4 separate regions of the Homo sapiens genome follow, and regions 2, 3 and 4 are each linked to region 1. A link is a contact called in ENCODE Hi-C or POLR2A ChIA-PET data. All regions are on one chromosome and are shown on one strand. Each heading gives the region's core, a stretch centred on a gene start or an enhancer-like site at or near the end of the contact. The rest is flanking DNA. Distances are from core to core; before and after follow the strand shown.

What was found. A loop is a pair of places that touch in the nucleus more often than their neighbours do. ChIA-PET counts read pairs that join two places held with the same protein, here RNA polymerase II (POLR2A). Pooled maps may share reads with other maps.
Region 2: a map of CD8-positive, alpha-beta T cell shows a loop between it and region 1 (6-fold over the local background). The contact joins the promoter of LRRC3 here to the promoter of PKNOX1 in region 1. A Hi-C loop is called at or near these places in 2 of 168 maps with a recorded cell type or tissue (CD8-positive, alpha-beta T cell and naive thymus-derived CD4-positive, alpha-beta T cell), 2 of 37 single-sample maps with no recorded cell type and 7 of 50 pooled maps.
Region 3: a map of ascending aorta shows a loop between it and region 1 (22-fold over the local background). The contact joins the promoter of CFAP410 here to the promoter of PKNOX1 in region 1. A Hi-C loop is called at or near these places in 4 of 168 maps with a recorded cell type or tissue (CD4-positive, alpha-beta memory T cell, ascending aorta, naive thymus-derived CD4-positive, alpha-beta T cell and 1 more), 10 of 37 single-sample maps with no recorded cell type and 15 of 50 pooled maps.
Region 4: a loop to region 1 is called in a map of B cell, with 9 times the contacts of the local background. The contact joins the promoter of TRAPPC10 here to the promoter of PKNOX1 in region 1. A Hi-C loop is called at or near these places in 2 of 168 maps with a recorded cell type or tissue (B cell and naive thymus-derived CD4-positive, alpha-beta T cell), 2 of 37 single-sample maps with no recorded cell type and 14 of 50 pooled maps. POLR2A ChIA-PET finds 5 or more read pairs at or near these places in 1 of 52 experiments (T-cell).

What each region holds. Positions count from the first base shown.
Region 1 is chr21:42,972,223-42,977,619 of GRCh38, reverse strand. PKNOX1 (PBX/knotted 1 homeobox 1) reads right to left here and starts at 3,058. Exons shown (of 11, transcript NM_004571.5): 1 at 2,956-3,058. RefSeq lists enhancers at 1,533-2,259, 5,382-5,397 and silencers at 2,221-2,420, 2,561-2,880, 3,011-3,400, 3,711-3,870.
Region 2 is chr21:44,452,488-44,457,884 of GRCh38, reverse strand. It overlaps LRRC3 (leucine rich repeat containing 3), which reads right to left and starts at 2,375. Exons shown (of 2, transcript NM_030891.6): 1 at 2,230-2,375; 2 at 1-1,387. The coding sequence starts at 1,240. The coding sequence ends at 467. LRRC3-DT (LRRC3 divergent transcript) reads left to right here and starts at 2,601. Exons shown (of 4, transcript NR_047476.1): 1 at 2,601-2,641; 2 at 2,833-2,908. RefSeq lists silencers at 2,017-2,446, 2,535-2,714 and an enhancer at 2,878-3,378.
Region 3 is chr21:44,337,989-44,343,385 of GRCh38, reverse strand. CFAP410 (cilia and flagella associated protein 410) reads left to right here and starts at 3,996. Exons shown (of 7, transcript NM_004928.3): 1 at 3,996-4,268. The coding sequence starts at 4,192. RefSeq lists enhancers at 669-1,312, 1,313-1,955, 3,818-4,037 and silencers at 4,038-4,407, 4,708-4,827.
Region 4 is chr21:44,009,949-44,015,345 of GRCh38, reverse strand. TRAPPC10 (trafficking protein particle complex subunit 10) reads right to left here and starts at 3,037. Exons shown (of 23, transcript NM_003274.5): 1 at 2,786-3,037. The coding sequence starts at 2,852. RefSeq lists enhancers at 1,533-1,582, 1,603-1,662 and silencers at 2,213-2,882, 3,033-3,412.

The DNA.
Region 1 (5,397 bases), core at 1,809-4,308:
GCCGAGATCACGCCATTGCTCTCCAGCTTGGGCAACAAGAGTGAAAATCCATCTCAAAAAAAAAAAAAAAAAAAAAAAAAAAGTTGGAAGCAGCAGAGGCTGGTTCATGAGGTTTAAGGAAAGAAGCTGTCCCCATAACACGAAAGTACAAGGTGAAGCAGCAAGTGCTACCTAACAGAAAAGCAACACCAGGTTATCCAGGTCTAGCTAAGATCATTGATGAAGGCAGCGAGACGAAAAAGCAGATTTTCAATATAGACAAAAGACTTCCTTTGGAAGGAGATGACATCTAGGACTTTCATACCTAGAGAGAACTCAGTGCTTAGTTTCAAAGGGCAAGCTGGCTCTCTTGTTAGGGGCAAATGTCACTGGTGACTTTAAGCTGAAGCCAGTGGTCTTTGACCATTCTGAAAATCCTAGGGTTCTGAAGAATTATGTTACGTCTACTCTTGCCTGTGCTCTGGAAATGGAATAACACATTACTGAATATTTTAAACCCACTGTTGAGATCCACTGCTCAGAAAAAGATTTCTTTCAAAATATTACCGTTCACTGACAATGTACCTAGTCACCCAAGGGCTCTGATGGAGATGTACACAAGGAGATGAATGCTGTCTTCATGTCTGCTAACACCACATCCATTCTGCAGCTATGGATCCAAGGAGTAATCTTGACTTTCAAGTCTTAATTATTTAAGAAATACATTTTGTAAGGCTATAGCTGTGGTAGTGATTCCTCGCATGAATCTGGGCAAAGTAAACTGAAAACCTTCTGGAAAGAATCTGCCATTCTAGATGCCATTCATGATTCATGGAAGGAAGTCAAATAACATTAACAGGAGTTTGGAAGAAGTTGATTCTAACCCTTATGATGACTTGGAGGAGTTCAAGACTTCAGTGGAGGAAGGAACTGCAGATGTGGTGGAAATAATGAACAGTTGCTTCTTACGGATGAGCAAAGAAAGTGGTTTCTTGAAATGGAATTTATTCCTAGTGAAGACGCTGTGCACATTGTGGAAATGACAACAAAACATTTGGAATATCACATCAACTTAGTGGATAGCAGTGGCAGAGTTTGAGAATAGCCTCCAACTTTGAAAGAATTTTCACTGTGGTTAAAATGCTATCAAAACAGCATCACATGCTACAAAGAAGTCTTTCATGAAAGGAGGAGTCCATCAATGCAGTAAATTTCACTGTTGTCTTATTTTAAGTAACTGACACAGCCACCACCACCCTGATCAGTCAGCAGCCATCCACACTGAGGCCAGATTGTCAAAGTATAAAACAAGCAGGACTCACTAAAGGCTCAGATGATCATTAGTATTTTTAGCACTAAAATATTTTTTAATTAACGTAAGCACATTTTTATAGATATAATGCTTGCTATTGCACACTTTAAGTAGTATACTGTAATTACAACTTTCATATGCACTGAAAAACCTAAAACTGTTGCGTCACTTGCTTTACTGCAATACTTATTTTACTGCGGTGGTCTGGATTAGAACTCGAATTATCTGAGGTACGCCTGTGTACAAGGACAGGATTCACAAATCACTCTAAGTAAATTAAGCAGAGTGATGAAAGGCTCATTGGGGTCAGCCTGCCATCTTCCAAATTATGACTAAATGCAAGAGCATCACCAATAACTATACTGGCAGAGGTTCACATTTCACCTCGATTCTTCCTTATGTTTAGAGAAAGCCTATTTTTCAGTATGCCAGGAAAAATCATGAAAGTAGACCTAACTAAAGCTGGGGGTTTCTTTCATCCTGAAGAGGAACCACTTCCTAAGGAAAAATCATCTACTGTTTTAAAAAGCAAACTCTCGTAGAGTTGGAAGAGAACCCCACACACAGGTGGAACACCCCCCAGGGCTGCGGCCCCGCCGTGGCGCTCAGCCTGGCCTGCCCTGGGCCCGACCTCAGGACGCCGCCATTCCCGGACCCTCGGGCCTCCCGTCAGGAATCCGCCATCGGAACGGAGGCCCTAACTGGTCCCGTCGCAGAGCCACTGTCCAAATAAGGCATTTCGAGAGCCACGAGGATGACATAAAGCAGACTCCGCGTTTCTTCATTTTTCGTTAAGTGACACGATTTCCCTCACAAGGAAGGTGCAAACCCACAGGGCGCCCAGACCCTGCCCGGCACTTCCTGTCATCCATTACCACGACCCGTGTGACAGAAGCGGCTCTTCCCACCAATTCCCGGGACGCCGGAACCGCTTCCCCAGCACCCGGCCCCAAACACTGCCGTCAGCGAGCGGCCCTGGGCTGCTCCCGCGCCGGCGCCCGGCTGAGGGCCACGAGCCCCATCACGCCCACCGCCCCCAGGACCCCGACCCACCCGCTCGCCACGGCCGAGGCCGGGGCCGGGGTCGCGGCCGCCATCTTCCCGCCTGCGCCGCCGCGCGCCCCGCACCCTCCGAGCAGCCCCGCCGGCCCTGAGGACTCCGCGAGGCCGCGGACCCGACCGGCCCCACGCGCGCCGCCCGCCCCGGCCCCGCCCCGCCGCGCGCCCCCGACCCTCACGCCCGCCGCCCCGCCCGCGCCGGGCTCCGCGCGCCCCCGCCCCGCGCCGGGGCGCGCGCCGCACTCCGAAAGGGACGGTTAGGAGCGCGCGCTTCGATCAGGCCCAGCGCGGCGGCGGCGGCGCCTTCCAGAAATTTCCGCGTCCCTCAACCCACACTAAGAAACCAACTGGGCGCGCCCCCGCGCCGGTTGGGCTGAAGGCGCCCCCTCCCCCGCGGGTGCCCGCTCCCCTCCCCCACCCGCGCCCCCTCCCCGCCCCCTGCCCCGGGCGGCGGGTCAAATGCGGGCCCTCGAGGGCAGCGCCGGCCCTCCAGACCCGGGCGGCAGCGGCGGCGGCGGGCGGCGGCCGCGGGCCGGTGTGATTGATAGGGACGGCGGCGGCGAGAGCGGCGGCGGCGGCGGCGGAGCGGTTGAGTGACAGCTTACCTGGGTGCCAATCTTCATCACACTGACAAGCGGCTGCAGCAATCGGGACCCGCAGTGCCGCGCCCGCGTCCAACCGTCACGCCGACGCTGGGCCACGCGACACAGCCTCGCTCAATGGGAGGAGGGCGACGCCGACGCGCGCCGCATCAATATTCAGAGAGGGGGCGGGGCCTGCCGGAGACGGGCCCCGCCCCTCCCTGCGCGGCGGCGGGCGCGGGGCGGGGCCTGATCGCTGGGGGAGGAGAGCGAGGGCGGGAACCGGGCGGTGGCCGGCCCCGCCTCCAGCCCCGCCCGCACCCGGAGCTAGGCCGTGCCCCCAACCGGCCGCGCCCGAGCGCGAGGAGCTGTCTGCCCCGCCCCGAAGGCAGAGCCTCCCGCCTTATGACTATGCAGTAGGGGCGTGGCCTCAGCGCACGTCTTGCCCCCTCCGCGCCCTCGGTTGCCGCCCAGGAGAGGTGTGTGTAGCCGGGCGAAACCATTTGCCTCGAGCAGGCGGGGAGGGAGGGCTGTACCATCCGTAACCCCACCGCCGGGCGTCCCGTAGCCGAAGGCCTCCGTTCTGTGTGTGCCCGGTTTGAATGTAAGCCCGTGGGAGCCTCGCAGCCTTCCTCCCCAGGCTCTGGAGCCCGGGTGGGCCCGTCCTGGGCGGCACAGTGGATGCTCACGTGCCTCCCCCCCTGCGGCAGCGCGAGTGCTTAGCACCTGAGGCTTTACCCTGGGGGCTGTCTTCCCTCTGTGAGGACCCCAGCAAGGACTCATGATGTCCACAGGTGCTTAGGGGTGGCCTCTGGGCTACTTGGCCTCGCTTGACCACACCTTCCGGCCCAGGTGAGCCTTGCGGGTCTAGGTGACCAATGCGGCCTCCAGGTAAAGGGCACCTGCCTTAGGGGACGCCCACAAGTGTCTGCATTTCAAACTGCTTTGAAAGACCACCCTAACCGACCACTGCCACAATGTACCCACAAGTGCAGATGGTGGCTTTGGTCTCCAAGATGTAAGGAAAGGGCGACACATTCCCCACTGCGTAGGAAAGCACACGGTTTGCCTGACTGGCCTTCAATACTGCAGAAACATCCATTTATGCAGTGGCCCACCGAAGGCCATCAGTGCCTTGAGTCCATACACAGCGCGGGAAGGGCAGCTCTGTGGGCCCCCACTCCTCCCGGAAGGCAGACAGGCCCAGGACTGGAGCTGATTGCTAGAGGGAGCCTGGGGGTAGGTCTAGGCATGAACAGCTCGGAGGACATCCCTCCTGTGTCTTCAGAGCTCCACACCGCCAGGAGGTCTTGGCCAAGTGCTGTGCAGCTGCAGAGCCGCCTCTTTCAGAAAGATGGGAAGCAGCAGGGTGGGCAAGAGGGAGGCCCTGAGATACTTGCCCAAGGAGGGAAGTTCAAGGGGACAAAAAAAGCTCAGTATTCAAGACTGAGCATAATCTGCAGAGCCTAGTGCAAGATCCAGATGCAAGTGTCAATAGGTGTTGGAACAGAGAGACTCCACATGGGCTGGGTAAACTGAAGCTGAGACCTGCTGGGCCGCACCCCCCAGGAGTTAAGGCGTTCTTAGTAATCGGATGAGATAGGAGGTCGGAACAAGACACAGGTCACAAGGATCCTGCTGATAAAACAGGATGCAGTAAAGAAGCCGGCCAAATCCCACCAAAACCAAGATGGCGGGGAAAGTGACCTGTGGCCTTCCTCACTGCTGATTATACACTAATTATAATATATGAGCTTGGTAAAACACACTCTCGCCAGCGCCATGACAGTTTTCAAATGCCATGGCAACGTTTGGAAGATACCCTACATTGCCTAAAAGGGGTCGGGCGCAGTGGCTCACGCCAGTAATCCCAGCACTTTGGGGAGGCCAAGGCGGGCAGATTACTTGAGGTCAGGAGTTGAGACCAGCATGGCCAATATGGTGAAACCCCATCTCTACTAAAAATACCAAAAAATTAAGCAGGCGTGGTGGCATACACCTGTAGTCCCAGCTACTTGGGAGGCTGAGGCAGGAGAATCGCTTGAACCTGGGAAGCAAAGGTTGCAGTGAGCCGAGATCACGCCATTGCACTCCAGCCTGGGCAACGAGCAAGACTCCATCTCCAATAAATAAATAAATAAATGGAAGAGGAAGCCTAAGTTCTGGGAATTCCCCACCACTTTCCCAGAAAACTCATGAATAATCCACCCCTTGTTTAGCACGTGATCAAGAAATAACCAATATAATTCAGGAACGGATTCTAGGGAAAAAAAAAAGGACCATAAAAATAGCCAACCAGCAGCCCTTGGGGCTGCTCTGCCTATGGAGTAGCCATTCTTTGGTTTATTTACTTCTCTAACAAACTCACTTTCACTTTACTCTGTGGATTCTCCCTGAATTCTTTCTTGTGTAAACTCCAAGAACCCTCTCTTGGGATCTGGATTGAGACCCCATTCCAGTAAGACA
Region 2 (5,397 bases), core at 1,126-3,625, 1.5 Mb before region 1:
TGTAAGTAAACAAGGGCAAGTCAGCTCCTCAGCACAGGACTTATCAGCGCCTTCAGCGGGTGAACCTGCACCCAAGCTCCCTCTGGTGAACCCTCTCGCTTGCAGAGCACCCCCTTAGTCCTCTGAGTGCATATCCACAGCCTGCAGGGCCCCGTGTGGGAGAGGCTGGCATGGTGGAAGGAGGCGGAATGTCACGATGGACAGCCCGGGTTGAAGTTCCACTGGGATAATTTCCTGATGGTATCGTCACGGGCAGTCATTCCGTTCCTCTAAGCTTCAGGTTCCTCATCCGTCACACGGATGTGTGGCAAAACCACCCAGCCTGGAGGTGCTGCTGTGCCTGAGTGCAACAGTGGGGAGCACACATGGCTGTGACACCTGCCTCAGGGAAGAGCAAAAGCAGCATCAGTCACCACCTACTACAAAAGTGACAGCAGCCACCGGCGGGGGTCTGCCGGAACAGGCGCTAGGGCCCCGGGCCGATGGGGTCCTTGGAGGCGGGGGCGCTGGGCAGAGACTTCAGGTACTCCAGGTGCCTCCGGGCATCCTCCTGGTTGTGGCGCACATAGTACACGACGTAGGCGATCACCATGGCGAACCAGCCGAACATGGTGACCAGCATGGCCACGTCTGTGGTCCTGTGGGGGACGCTGCAGAGGCTGGCACCCGCATCCAGAGCCTGAACCAGAGGCTTCCCCACAAACTCCTCCTGCACTGAGGTGTGGCAGGCGATCTCGTCCACAGAGTCGGGGTCCAGCTTCAGCTCCCACAGGGCCTCCTGCAGGGCGCACTCGCAGTGCAGGGGGTTGTGGGACAGGCGTATCTTGGCGCTGAGTTTGCCCAGGGCGTCCTTGGGGATCCTCTGGATGCGGTTGTAAGACAGGTCCAGCAGCCGCAGGCCCCCGGCCAGGCCCGCGAAGGTGGCGGAGCCGATGGCCTCGATGGCGTTGTGAGACAGATCCAGCTCCCTGAGCCGGTGCAGGTGCTGGAAGGCCCCGTCCGGGAGGTGGGAGATCTTGTTGGCATCGAGCTTCAGGAGCACGGTGTTGGCCGGGATGTCCTCGGGGACCTCCTGAAGGCCCCGCAAGCTGCAGAAGACAGCCACAGCCCCTGCGTGGTCAGGGCACCGGCAGGGCTGTGGGCAGGCGGCGCCCAGGTGCAGGCAGAAGAGGAGGAAGAGACAAGACTCCCGGGTGGAGACCAGCAGGAGCGAGGGGCGAGGTGGGCGCACGGTGCCCATCCTGACCTGACCTGGGGACGGGGACACGCGAGCCTCTGCTAGGGCCTGGGGATGGAGCTGGTTTCCGCAGGCAAGGCCTTATCCAACCAGACATGAAACCGCCATCCTGCCCCGCTGGGAGAAGCAGTGCAGTCCACTCTGGCAGCTCTGAAAGGGAAGACGCAGGAGGGAGCGGAGAGGGAGGGAGGGTGGTCAGCACTGCCGGCTGCGGTCACCTGGGAAACGCGTCCACTGGTGGGGAGGGTGTTGAGGGCCCACTGAAGGGTCTGGGGTGGGGAGCACGCCTCCTTAAACAGCTCTGCCTGTAACTTACTTCTGGAGACTCCCAATGCGCCCGGGAGGAGCGTCCCACAAGTGCAGGGAGCTGGCACTGCCAGGGGGCTCCGCATGGCCCAGTGGGTGGTCACTGCGGCCACCCCTGGCCACCTACAGCACCGCTGGGGACCAAAGGCCGGGCGGCGGAGTGGCGGCGGCTTGGACCACCCAGCCCCTCCCTCCTCAGGGTGGACGCCAGGAGGACGGTGACGGCTGCAGCTTCTCCCGAACCTGGAGCGCGGGTCAAGCTGGGCACGTGGCCGGGCACCAGCGGGCGCTCGCGCGCCAGGGGCTACTCCAGCAGCCAACGCCTGGCTGACTCCGACAACCCCTAAAAACTGTCATAACCCAGCAAGCCCTTCCCTGCCAGCCCTAAAGGAGCCGCGGCTCGCACCGGGCACAGAACCGCGCCTTTTCTTTCAACTGCCTGAAGAAGGAAACCGAGAAAACAGAGAAGCCAAGCCCTGTGCGCGCGGCCCGCGCTGGGCGTGGACGGCGGGGCCGCGCGCGGAGCCGGCCGGGAGAGGCTCGGACCCCCAGGACCTCCAGCCTTTAGACCCTCCGGCCCTAGGACCCCCGGAACCTGGGACCCCCGAGACCCCAGCACTCGCGGCGGGGGGATGGTCATGGGGTGGGTGGGAATCCACGCTCCCAGGGCTGGGCGGGGGCTTTACCTGCGCGGCGGCGGCCGGAGGCTGCTCTGCGCGCCGCTCCCGGGCCTCTCGGAGCCCGCCAGACCCAGCTCCACGCCTGGCGCGGCGGCCACCCCGCTGCCCCTGCGACCGCGCCCGCGACCACTAGCTGGGGAGGCCGCGACTCCGGCCTGCGCGGGCGAGGGGCGGGGTGGGGCGGGGCCTGGAGGGGGCGGGGCGAAAGGCGGAGACAGGCTGTGTCGATTCCCCGCGGGGGCGGGGAAGGGGCGGGGCATGTAAGGAGACCGGAACGGGATTTGTGGTTAGGCGGGGGCGGGGCTTGAGGGCGGGTTCTGCGGCAGGGCGGGGCCTGGAAGAGATGGGGGAGGGGCATGGGAGGGGCATGGGAGGGGCCGGTGGTGCGGCTTTAGATGGAGCTGGTACTAAGACCCAGGTCGCAGGGGCTGTGGGCGGGTTGTGGGAGTAATTGTGGCATGCTGGGGGCGTGGTTGTGGGGCTGAGGACGAGGTGGTGGGGGCTGAGGGCGTGGTTATGGGTGGGGGCGGGGTCTGCGCGCCGGGAGGGGCTGTGGGTCCAGCCCCTGCCCCTCACTCTGGGCAAATCCCCTCTTCCCTCTGGCATCAGGACTTCTGGGGCTTGAAGACCCTGGGTCTGCGGGAAGCCCCTGCTGAGCGTCCCTCGCCTACCCCGTGGCCAGTGGGTGAGTAGGGCTAGATCTCCGCCCATCTAGGTCCCCTTCTGCTCCAGCTCCAGCGTCTGACATCCCAAGGAAGGAACGCAGGGTGGGGGCATTTGAGCCGGACCTGAGCCATCCTCATGGTTTTCAAAAAGTAGCCTTATTGTGGTGTAATTGACAGACGGTAAGCCACATATTTCAATTTGGTACGTTTTAACACTCGGATACTCCTGTGAAACCATCACCACAATCAGCATAGTGAACACCCCGGGTTCCCTCTTGGTCATCTCTCCCTGCCCTCCCTCATCCCCAGGCAAGCACTGATCTGCATTCTGTCACTACTGATTACTTTGCATTTCCTATGATTTGCACAAATGGAATCATATAATATGTACTTTTTGTGTAGCTTCTTTCACTCAGCACAATTATTTTTGAGATTTGCCTGCGTCATTTGGTTTGTCAATGCGTATTTCTTTTACAGCTGCATGGTACTCCAGTGTATGAATGTACCACAGTTTGTGTCCATTCACCTGCTGGTGGGCATTTGGGTTGTTTCTGGTGTTGGCTCTTACAGATAAAGCTGATCCGAACATTGTGCACAAGTCTTTGGATGAATGCTTTTCTTTCTCTTGAATAGATGTCTAGGAGTGGAGTGGCTGGATGCCACGGTAGCCATATGTGAAACTTTTTAAGAAACTGCCAAAGCGATTGTATGGTTTTACATTCCACATCCTCCCCAGCACTTGGTATGGTTTGTCTTTTTAATTTCAAATACTCTAATAGGTGTGTGGTGATAGATGGAACTGTGGTTTTAATTTGCGTTTCCCTGTTGGCCAATGATGTTGAGCATCATTTCATCTGTTTATTCTCCATCTCCTGTAGTAAGCGTTGAGTTCAAATCTTTTACTCACTTTTAATTGGGTTGTTTATTTTCTTATTATTGAGTTTGGGAGTTTGTTGCATATTCTGGATACAAGTCCTTTATCAGATATGTGATCTGTAAATGCTTTCTCCAAGCCTTTGGATTGTGTGTTCATTCTCTTAACAGTTTTTCAAAGAGCAGAATTTTTTAATTTTGAGGAAATCCAATTTATGTTTTTCTTTTATGGATCCTGCTTTTGGTGTCATATATAAGAAATCTTTGCCTCACCCAAAGTCACAAGGGTTTTAGAGTTTTAAAGGTTTGCATTTGGGTCTATTACCTATTTTAAGTTTATTTGGGTTTATAGTATGAGATATGATTCAATGTTTATTTTTTGTGTATGTGGATAATCAGTTTTTTCCAGACTGTTGAAAAGACTATCCTTTCTCTTGTTTGCTGAGAGTCTTTTTAATCAGGAATGAAAGTTGGATTTTGTTTTTTCTGCATCTATTGAGAATCTTTTTGCGTGATGATCTATTAATATGATAGAGTATAATGATTGATTTTAAAGTGTTAAATCAATCTTGTGTTCTTGGGATAAAGCCCACGTGGTCATGATGTATTATCATTTTTATATGTGGTTGAATTATTTAATGGATATACAACTGCTGAGTTTATTTTATTCTTGACTGAATGTATGTAGTTTGTATCGCTCAAGAAATTGCCCATCGCATATAAGTTGTTGAATTTATTAGCATAAAGTTGTTCATAATATTCCTTTATCCTTTCAACATCTGTGAAGTATGAGGTGATGTCATCTTTCTCATTTCTGATACTGGCAATTGTGGCTTTTTTTTTAACTGAACAATCAGATAGCAGTTTATCAATTGTATTGATCTTCTCAAAGAAATAGCTTTTTGGTTTCGTTGATGCACTTTTTTTTCATTGACTTCCACTCTTTATTCTTTCTTTTGCTTGTTTTTTTGTTTGTTTGTTTTTGTTTTTGTTTTTGTTTTTGAGACAGAGTCTTGCCTTGTTGCCCAAGCTGGAGTTCAGTGGGGGCAATCTCGGCTCACTGCAAACTCCATCTTCCGGGTTCAAGTGATTCTCCTGCCTCAGCCTCCTGAGTAGCTGGGATTACAGGCATGTGCCACCATGCCCAGCTAATTTTTGTATATTTTTAGTAGAGATGGGGTTTCACCATGTTGACCAGGCTTGTCTCGAACTCCTGACCTCAGGTTATCCACCCACCTCGGCCTCCCAAAGTGCTGGGATTACAGGCATGAACCACTGCACCCAGCCTCTTTTGCTTACATTGGGTTTGACTTTCTCTTCTTTTTTAGGTCTCTTAAGGTGGAAGCTGGGGTCACTGATCTGTACAAGCATTCAGTACTATAAATTTCCCTCTAAGTCCACCTTTAACTGCATCCCAGAAATTTTGATATGTTGTATTTTTGTTTTCATTAAGTTGAAAATAATTTATAATTTTCCCTTTGATTTCCTTTTTGACCCATGAGTTTAGAGCTATGCTATTTCACTTCCACATATCTGTGCATTTTCCAGAGCTCTTTCTGCTGTTGATCATTACTTTAAAGCCATTGTTGTCAGAGGACATATTCTATGTTTCGGATCCTTTTAAATTTATTGAGAC
Region 3 (5,397 bases), core at 2,747-5,246, 1.4 Mb before region 1:
AACCTGAGCATTTCCTTTCTATGGATCCCAGGTCTTTAGACAAACTCAACCGTCAACCAGAAAATGTTTAAATTCACCGATAGCCTGGAAGCCCCCACTTTGAGTTGTCCCGCCTTTCTGAATCAAACCAACGTATTTCTTAAATGTATTAGATTGCTGTCTCATGCCTTCCTAAAAAGTAAAAAACCAAGCTGTGCCCCGACCACCTTGGACACATGTTCTCAGGATTTCCTGAGGGCTGCGTCACGGGCCATGGTCATTCATATCTGGCTCAGAATAAATCTCTTAAAATATTTTACAGAGTTTGACTCTTTTTGTCAACACCACGATATAGAAGGTTAAATAAAACCCATCTGATGAGAATTTATGGTTTGTAGGGCATGACTGTCCATGCCCTTTAGGAATTTGGGCAAGATAAAAAAAGAAAAATCAGAGTTTAGTCCTCAATTACTTCAAGGCCGAGAGTGAGTTCTGGCCTTGAAGTAATCTTGTTGGAGACAGAATGAGGTGTCCGGTCCCTTTCAGGAGCTGACCCCTGAAGCTTCCAAGCAAAGAGATGACCAGATAAGTGAGCATGGTGTGTGCTTAACAGGCATCCAGGTAAACTAAATGTGCATAAGGCCTGAGAGCACAGGATGGGAACGGAGTGGAGGTTCACATTCCCAGGCTGTATTTCAAGATGGAAGGTAACACAAGCAGCTTGTCTCAGTTACATCTTCAGACTAGGGTGGAGGAGGAGGAAAGGGGAAAGGGGAAAAAGTTTTAAAACATGGTTTGAGGCTTAGCTGTGTGAAAGGAATATAAAGCTCAAGACCTTAAAATCACTAAGTCAAGGGAAAAGTCAGCTGGAAAATGCATCAGGCAAACCTGCCTCCAATTTTATTCCTAAATAAGATCGCTACAAAGATAAAAAGCTATGAAGCTCCCTCACAATTTGCCCACAAGGAAATTCCTTGTGGGCCTCAAGATCTTTACCCTCAAACAGTTCTGTTGAATTTCACCCTGGAATGTAAACTGATAGCTGATCTTCACAGGTGTGGGACAGGAGGTCATCCCCCTGCTCACCGGAGACACATGCCTATCTGTTTGCTTTCTCTGCCTTATTGTTTATGTAAAAATGCAGATTTACTAAGCTAGACCAAATTGTGTATTCAGTGAAAGGACTCAAAAGAATGCAATCTTTTGTCTCTTATCCACCGATGACCTGGAAGCTGGAAGCCTCCCTCCACCCCCACAACCCCACCCGGCCTTCAAGGTGTCCTGCCTTTCCAGACTGAACTAATGTACATCTTTTTTTTTTTTTTAAGACGGAGTCTCGCTCTTGTTGCGCAGACTGGAGTGCAATGGCACAGTCTCGGCTCACTGCAACCTCTGCCTCCCGGGTTCAAGCGATTCTCCTGCCTCAGCCTCCAAAGTAGTTGGGATTACAGGCGCCCACTGTCAGGCCTCTGAGCCCAAGCTAAGCCACCATGTCCCCTGTGACCTGCACGTACACATCCAGATGGCTGGTTCTCGCCTTAACTGATGACATTCCACCATAAAAGAAGTGAAAATGGCCTGTTCCTGCCTTAACTGATAACATTGTCTTGTGAAATTCCTTCTCCTGGCTCATCCTGGCTCAAAAGCTCCCCTACTGAGCACCTTGTGACTCCCACTCTGCCCGCCAGAGAACAACCCCCCTTTGACTATAATTTTCCTTTATCTACCCAAATCCTATAAAACGGCCCCACCCTTATCTCCCTTCACTGACTCTCTTTTCAGACTCAGCCCACCTGCACCCAGGTGAAATAAACAGCTTGATTGCTCACACAAAGCCTGTTTGGTGGTCTCTTCACATGGACACGAGTGAAACCCACCACCGCGCCCAGCTAATTTTTTGTATTTTTAGTAGAGACAGGGTTTCACTATGTTGGCCAGGCTGGTCTCGAACTCCTGACCTCAGGCCATCCACCTGCCTCAGCCTCCCAAAGTACTGGGATTATAGGCGTGAGCCACCGCGCCCGGCTTAATGTACATCTTATACATATATTTTTTCTTCTTTTTCCATCTTACACATATTGATTGATGTCTCATGTCTCCCTAAAAATGTATGAAAGCAAGCTGTGCCCCAGCCACCCAGGGCACATGTCATCAGGACCTCCTGAGGCTGTGTCATGGGCTTGTCCTTAACCTTGACAAAATAAACTTTCTAAACAGATTGAGTCCTGTCTCAGATATTTTGGATTCACAGCTGCTAAGCTGCTCGGTTACAATTGAAGGCTCATGGGTTAGGGGTTGTTCAAAGGTAGTTTGGTGAACAGGGGGCTAGGGCATGGGGAGTGCTGATTGGTTAGGTGCGAGATGAAATCTAGCTGTCCTTTTGGTCCTTTTGTGCTGCATGGCTTCTGGGTGGGGCCACAGGAGCTGTTGGCAAGACATTTAGCTGGATCCATCCGTGTGAGACATGCAAGAAACCTGCAAAGGTACAATAGTGATGTTACCTGCAGGAGTAATTGGGGAAGTAGCTTATCTTGTGACCTCCAGAATAATGGCTGACGAATGTTTACATCTGCATCTTAGTGGAATTCATGCTCCTCTATCCTTCTAGGCTGGTAGTGTAACCGCCCAATGGGTTCGCCTTGCCCACTGCCTAGACAGAACCGATTTATCAAGGCAACGGAATTGCAATGGAGAAAGAGTAATACACACAGAGCTGGCTGTGCAGGAGAGCAGAGTTTTATTATCACTCAAATCAGTCTCCCCAAGCATTCGGGGATCCGTGTTTTTAAGGATAATTTGGCGGGTATGGGCTCAGAAAGTGGTGAGTGCTGATTGGTCAGGTCGAAGATTAAATCATAGGGGGTCAAAATGAGTTCTGGCTGACTTCTGTCCCTGGGTGGGATCACACACATGGTTGAGCCAGATTATCCGTTTGGGTGGTGTCATCTGCTGCATCTGAATGCAGGGTCTACAAAATATTTCAAGCACTGACCTTAAGTTTTGCAACAGTGATGTTATTCCCAGAAGCAATTTGGGGAGGTTCAGACTCTTGCCGCCAGAGGTTGCATGGCCCCTAAACTGTAATTTTTAATCTCGTAGCTTAATTTGTTAGTCCTACAAAGGCAGACTGGTCCCCAGGCAAGAAGGGTTTTTTTGGGAAAGGGCTATTATCAATTTTGTTTCAGTTTAATCTATAAACTAAATTCCTTCCCAAGGCTAGTCTGGTCTACACCCAGGAATGAACAAAAGCAGCTTAGAGGATAGCAGGAAGATGGGGTGGGTGAGGAGATCTTCCCCTGTCATAATTTCTTCAGTTATGATTTTTGCAAAGGCGGTTTCAGTGGTCTCATTAGCTTTACAAAGGCTGTTTAGTTTTGAGGAAGGGCTGCTATCACTTAAACTATAAATGTCTCCCAAAGTTACCTTTGCTTATCCAGGAATAATTAAGGGCAGTTTTAAGGCCAAAGGCAAGATGGGGGTTGGCCAGATCTCCTTCAAGGCCAACCTTCTCTCACCGATACAATTTTTTGCAAAGGCGGTTTCAGAACGTCAGAACGCCTGTCTTAATGTAACTGTGGCCCATGTAACGATGTTTAGAGGGTCTTATCTGATTTCTAAAAGGTTGAAATGCTTGTAAGGGCTCTGCTGGACCTGCCCGTGCGTCTTTCCTATAAATGCGTCTTTTCTGTAAATGCTGGGAGGGAGGGAGACAAGGAATCAACACAGCCCCAGGGCTGCCCTGGGTTTATTCCAAGAGTTTGAATCGCGTAACTTGGAGCTGTGTAGCGCCCATGCCATCCACGCTAGGCCTGCGCTCAGAGTCAGGCCTAGGCACTCGGCCATGATGCGCGTCGGACCGAGCCCACCCCGCTCGGTTCCTGGGAGCAGCAGTTCAGCCCTCACTGGGCCGACTCGGGGACCGCCACCTGCACCCACCCTCTGCTCGCTGCGCGCTTCCGGGGTCGCGTTAGAATCGCGTCAGAGAAGGGCGCCCCAGGCCGCGCATGAGCAGGAGCAGAGCCAACGTGTCAGCGGCGCCCAAGCGGCCCCAGCGGGCTCGCGTCGCCCCGCTCTCCTCACCGAGCCGCCAATCGGCTCAGGATCCGCCCCTGACGACGCGGGCCCCGCCCCTGGAGACACGCGCCGCGCAGTCGTCACCCGCCCGGGATCAGGAGGCCGGGGGCGCCCGCCGGTCGGGCCTGGGCGGCCGCCATGAAGCTGACGCGGAAGATGGTTCTGACCCGGGCCAAGGCCTCGGAGCTGCACAGCGTGCGCAAGCTCAACTGCTGGTGAGGCGGGGCCTGGCCGCGGCCGCCCCGGGGTGGGGGGAGGAGCCGGGGCGGGGCGAGGGCGGAGCCGGAGGGAGGAGCCGGGGCGGGGAGAGGGCGGAGCCGGAGGGAGGAGCCGGGGCGGGACGAGGGCGGAGCCGGAGGGAGGAGCCGGGGCGGGGAGAGGGCGGAGCCGGGGCGGGGAGAGGGCGGAGCCGGGGCGGGGAGAGGGCGGAGCCGGAGGGAGGAGCCGGGGCGGGACGAGGGCGGAGCCGGAGGGAGGAGCCGGGGCGGGACGAGGGCGGAGCCGGAGGGAGGAGCCGGGGCGGGACGAGGGCGGAGCCGGAGGGAGGAGCCGGGGCGGGGCGGGGCGGGGGCGGAGTGGAAGGGGGGAGGGGCAGGGGCGAGGGCGGCGAAGGAGCCGCGGGTGAGGGAGGGGAGGAGGCCGGGGGTCGGGGTCGCCTGGGCCCCCCCCCATTTCCCGGCCCGCCTTTGCCCCGGGTGCCCTGTGGGCTGGGTCTGTTGTCTGGGGTTGCCAGCAGTCACTGGGACCAAGTCGAATAGGAGAGAGAACTGAGCTTTCCAGGACTGAGTCAGGAAACACGTTGGTAATCAGTACTGGGGGCGGCCGTTCCCAGGGTACTCCTAGCAGGTGACAGGAAGGGACGTGGGTGCGGTGGGACCCAGGCAGGCTGAAAGGCAGGTAATGCTGAGTCTCACTGAGCCAAGGAAGACCAGGAGCTTCCAGAAGAGGGAGCCTGGAGTTGAGGCCTGCAAGATCTCCAGGGTTCCCTGGGGACTCAGCAGAGTGACCGCGCCGTGTCAACTGGCCTCACCGTGCAGGCGGGTGTGGGGGTCAGCGAGAGCAGACGCTTCCTCCCAGGGGTGTCCGCAGACTGCCCAGAGTGAGCTCTTCCCTGTTAATTAAAAAGCTTTTCTCTCTGCCCTGGCATATCTGGTGTTTTGGCTACAATTCCCGTGTCATTTGCTTTCAATAATGCATTTCTTTGTTTTGCATGGGGTGGTCAGTACTCCCACTAAGCTGGGAGAAACAACAACCCTGTTTCAGGCTTTTAAAGTTTGCTTCATAAGTTGCCTGTTCACCCTTTGAACTTGACCTCTTATAAAGACGCCCTTGTTTATGTCTGTC
Region 4 (5,397 bases), core at 1,788-4,287, 1.0 Mb before region 1:
TTTCATTCTTCTATCCCTACATATACACAGTTTTTAAATTCACCTGAACCAGTTACATTCTATATTCTTCCCAGAAAGGTCTAAGCAGAATGCATTTTCACTGAAGTAAAATATTATACATTCTATGGAAAAAAAATTCACAACATGCATAAACTCTACTTTCATTTTAAAATGAACAGATCTGAGGTAATACCATTTCAAGTAAGAATTTAAAAGATTTTTGAAAACAAAAATGTTGCCTACTAAGAGAACTATGTACATAATATTAAAAAGTTAAGGGTTAATTAGCCTCTGGGTGGATTTTTTTAAAGCAATTGTTCATACCACCTTCTCCTTTCAAAACATGTATAGCTGAAAGAGAGGAGCAAGATGAAGGCATAAAGTGAAACCAGGCCAAGTGCTTCCTAAAGCTTCAGTCCCAGATATACCACAACATAATTTCAAGTGGGAAGTATGAAGTCAGCTTTTTACCTTCACTTTTAAAGTGATCATTTTTCAAGTTAACTTTGACAGTCTACTGAAGCCCCCTTCTCTTCTGAGACTCCAATGAATGAAAGTTTGCACCTTCTAGGACAGTGTACCATCCATGCAGAGATTAACATTCACTATGTTGCTTGAGGCCAAGGGTGGGGGCTCAAGCCTGTAATCCCAGCACTTCGGGAGGCTGCGCAGGTGGACAACCCAAGGTCAGGAGTTCGAGACCAGCCTCACCAACATGGTGAAACTCTGTCTCTACTGAAAAAAAAAAAAAACAAAAACAAACAAACAAAAAATTAGCCGGGCATGGCAGCATGCGCCTGTAATCCCAGCTACTCGGGAGGCCGAGGAAGGAGAATCGCTTGAACCCGGGAGGCAGAGGTTGCAGTGAGCCAAGATCATGGCCGAGATCATGCCACTGCACTCCAGCCTGGGCGACAGAGAAAGACGCCGTCTCAAAAAAGAAGAAGAAGGAAAAAAAAAAATTCACTCTGCTGCTCAAAACACAGGAAAAAACCCACCACCAAGATGACAATCCAATAAATCTGTAGGAAAGAAAACCGCATCCTTCAGCTGTCCGTGATGCACGCATGTACAAAACTAAACATTAAATATCTCCAACACTGGCAACCAGATAACAAACTTTACCCCTTTAGTTATGGTTGAATCCAATAGAGCTTAGGAACTTTCTCCTCAGAAATGTATTTACATAATGCCTATAAATACATATTGCTATTGAAATGTAAGCAAGCTAGGAGGTAGAAGATAAAATTAGATGTGTGGATGTCCGTACAGGCAATGAATGTGTATCCAGCATTCACAACGTGCACAGCACTTTAGGAGAAAAATGTTCAACCTCTGGAAGACAGTAAAACTTAACATGAACTGCGCATGGCTTCATCTTCCCTGAGCACTGGGAAAGCCCCTGGGAAATTGCAGGGCCTGCAGACCAGCTCTACCCACATCTGCCCTCTGGGGCTGAAGGTGCAGAGTAGGAAAAGACTTTCAGCTGACAAATATTCTGGGGAGGAAAAAAGACAGCTACTGCTGAACTATGCAAGTCTCCAATTTTAAATGAGACACAGTCCACTTCCCTAAGAAAAGTCTATCATCTCGTCTAGGTCTCTGTAGAAAAAAAAGAGAGAGGAGGAGAGGAGAAGAGACAAAATAAAGCAAAAGGAAGGAAAGAAATAAGTCTATCACCTAAAGCTGAAGCAACAAAATTCAACCTTCAATATACAGTTTCTCAGGGATCTAACAGGAAGGAACACAGCAGGTGCACACCCGCTGACAGAGTGAGAGGGAAACAGGAGTTCTCACGACATACAGTCTACTGTGGCCTGGGCACCCAGATTTTGCAACAGAGAGTGCTTCCTTTCCAAGCACGAAAGACAACTAGAAAAAAACTAACTGCATACATGCATGAAAATACAGAATACTGTCAAAGGTCAAAAATCGTAACAGTCTGAAACACCTCTCTGCAAGTCACCTAAAAGCCAACCAACAAACATTTCAATACTTCCCATAAGCTCACTGTTCTTAACCGTATTTAACTCTGGAGAGTCACACTTCTAAAATTTAGGGAACATTTTTCCCGTAACAGAAAAACAGTTCCTTTGTGTATGCATTAAAGGAGGGGTGCGGGGAGGACACGACACCCAAGAGGCACCAGGTGTCCGTAGTGTAGACTCGAGCGGGAGGCTGTTCATGGGGAGCAAGCTCGCCTAAGCGCCCGAGCCTCGGCTTTCTCATCCGTAAAATGGTTTGAGTGCGCGGCGGGGAAGTGTGTAGGAGCGAAAGCAGTCCCGGCGGCTCTGCCTGACGCTTCACCCCGCAACAAACTGTTCCTACTTCGCCAACGCCTGCAACTCTGCGAGCCCCCAAGGACTTCCCCGTAGTCGGGGAAAGGGCGCCCGCGGGCAAAACCGCCCGGCGGAAGAGGCCGGGGCCCCCAGGTCCCGGGCGCGCGGCTCAACGGGGGCGGGACGGGGCGGTGGCAGCCCCCGCTCCTCGCCCTCGACGCCGGCGCGCGCCCAGTCCCGGGCAGAGTCCGCCGGGTTCCACCGGCTCCAACTGCAGCCGGCCCGAGGGCGCCCCCCAGGGGTCAGAGGTCGCCCGGCGGGAAGGTCAGAGGGCGTCCCCGAAAAGTCAGAGGGCCCCGCCTCAGCCGCAGCCCTGGTCACACCTCCAGGAAGCGGCCCAGCCCGGAGCGCGCCGGGGGCTGAAGGTCTGGGGGCGCCGGGTGCATAACGCCAGGGCCCGGGCCCGCCCAACGACCGCCGCGCCCTCCCCGCCTCCGGGCACTCACAGGTGACGATGGGCTTGTTCTCCATGGTGTAGATCACCGGCGGCAGCGGCTCCTCAGAGGCGTCCATGGGCGTCCGGCGTCACCGGCCCGGCCCCCCGCGCCCCATGGGCAGCCCCGAGGCCGCGCCGGGCCCAGCCGGAGCCCGAGCCTGAGCGGCGCCGCCCGCCCGGCCGCGCCAGGCAGCTCCGGAGCCGGTTGCGCCGCAGCTGCCGCCCGCTGCTGCCGGCCTCAGCCACTTCCGGCCTCGGCGCCGCCGCATGACCATTTCCGGGGCGCGCGAGGCTTCACGGGGCGGGTCTTCGCCGCGCTTCGCCTCCGACGGAAGTGCGCCCGGGCCGGCCGCGCGGGACCGGGAGGTGGGAAGTGGGAGGCGGAGCGGGGCTCCCGGGACACGTCCATCTTCCTCCCTCGGCAGTGGGCGCCCCGCTGGGCCCTGCGCCGGAGCTGAGGCCAGGACTCGGCAGGCGGGCCTCGCGCGCGGTGAGCGAGCCTGGACGCTCCCGGACCAGAGACGCCGGCCTCGCTGCCCTCGCGTTCCCCGCAGCTCGGGCGTCCCGCGGCGGGCCGCTGCTCCCCGGCCGGGCTCCTTATCGCGCTGGGGGCTCCCGCAGGCCCTCGCCGCTGAGTGTCCCCGGCGCGTGCCTTCCGCCTACCGCTGGGCTCTTCCCGTTTCCCTCACGCCGCAAATGTTTTTGTGGGGACCTGGCCCTCGGCATTTCGGAATGCCACAAAATAAACCTCACACTTAACTGCATATGGGCTTCTTGTGCACGTAAACGGGGGGGGCGGGGCGCGGGTGTTTCTTTTTCTTTTTTTCTTTGGAGCAGGGTCTTCCTCAGTTGGCTCAGGCTGGAGTGCAGTGGCGGGACACGGCTCACTGCAGCCTCCACCTTCCAGGCTCAAGCGATCCTCCCGCCTTGTTTCCCCCCGCCCCACCCCCTCCGCCAGTAACTGGGACCACGGGGGCAGCCACCACGCCCAGCTAATTTTTTTCTTTTCTTTTCTTTTGTCGGGATCTCACTATGTTTTCCAGGCTGGTTTCAAACTCCTGGGCTCAAGTGATCCTCCAGCCTTGGCCTCCCAAAGTGTTGAGATTACAGGTGTGAGCCATCACTCCCAGCCATAAAATGACAAAAACTGTCAACCAAAAATAATCAAAAGGGTCAGAATCTAGAGTTTAGTCAAATGCGAAGCTTGAGGCGCCCAGGAAACATTATAAAGAATGGAAGTCAGTGTTCTCAAACGTAGAAATTTGGGGTCGTTTCTATAGCCAGCGTCTCGGGAAGCCTAACCGAATTTCAGCGTCTTTTCTGTATAAGGCCTAATGCATAGTTACAACAGTCTGTTTAGTCGAGGTGGTCTTTTTCTTTGGGGACCCACTGAAGATGAAACAGTCCTGGGGTCTCTGTGCTGTCTGGTCTAAGTCAGGTACAGGACAATGGAGACAGCTAATCTGTAACAAAAATCACCAAATGGGAAGGGGGAGACCTGGTCTTTCTTAGTCATTAACAGCAGCAGTCCCCAACCTTTTTGGCACCAGGGACCAGTTTCATAGAATGCAGTTTTTCCACAGACAAAGTTGGGGTGGTTTCAGGACGATTCAAACACATTTCATTTATTGTGCACTTTATTATTTTTATGTTGTAATATGTAATAAAATACAACTTCCCATAATGTGGAATCAGTGGGAGCCCTGAGCTTGTTTTCCTGCAACTGGACGGTCACATCTAGGGATGATGGAAGCCAGGGACACATCATTAGGGATGAGATTCTCATAAGGAGCACGCAACCTAGACCCCTCCAATGTGCAGTTCACAACAGGGTTCACCCTCCTAGGAGAATCCAGCGCTGCTGCTGACCTGACAGGAGGCGGAGCTCAGGCGGTAATGCCAGCGATGGGGAGCAGCTGTAAATACAGATGAAGCTTTGCTCCCTGGCCTGAAGCTCACCTCCTGCTGTGTGGCCTGACCGGTATGTGTCTGTGGCCCTGGCGGTCGGGGAGCCCTGATTTACAGAGCAGCCACAATGAGGAAGACACTTGTGCTCAAGAACAAGGAGGAAGAGCATTAAACTGTAATCGAAGAAGCAGAATTGCAAACTTGCTACTGACTCAGTCTCCAGGGCTTAACTTCACCCTTGGCATCATAAGTTTAGAGAGTCCTGAAGTTTTTTTTAACAAAATGTATATATGAGATAGTTTGGGTGTGAACACAGCTGCTAAATGTGTGAACATAGTGTAGTGTGGTGCACTGTAATGGTGTGAGAGGCAAGAGACCAGACTTCTGGGCAGCTAAAGCAGCAGGCCGGCAAGGCAGGGCACTGGAGGGGAAGAAGCTTAGCAAGAGTGGGGAGCCGAAGTCGATGTAGGGTTCCCTGAAAGTCCTTGGCCTAGGCTGGACTACACGTGTGGGACGACTCTATGGGTTTACCAGGAAGCGGCTGTTACAGAGTTGAGGATGGCACAAAGACTAGAGGTCCAGTAGTGCTACAGGAAAGGACTTTCCGTTTTGTTTTCTTTTCAGACAGTCTTGTTCTGTCACCTAGGCTGGGGTGCAGTGGTTTGATCGTTATCTCAGTGCAGCCTAGAACTTCTGGGCTCAAGTGATCCTCCC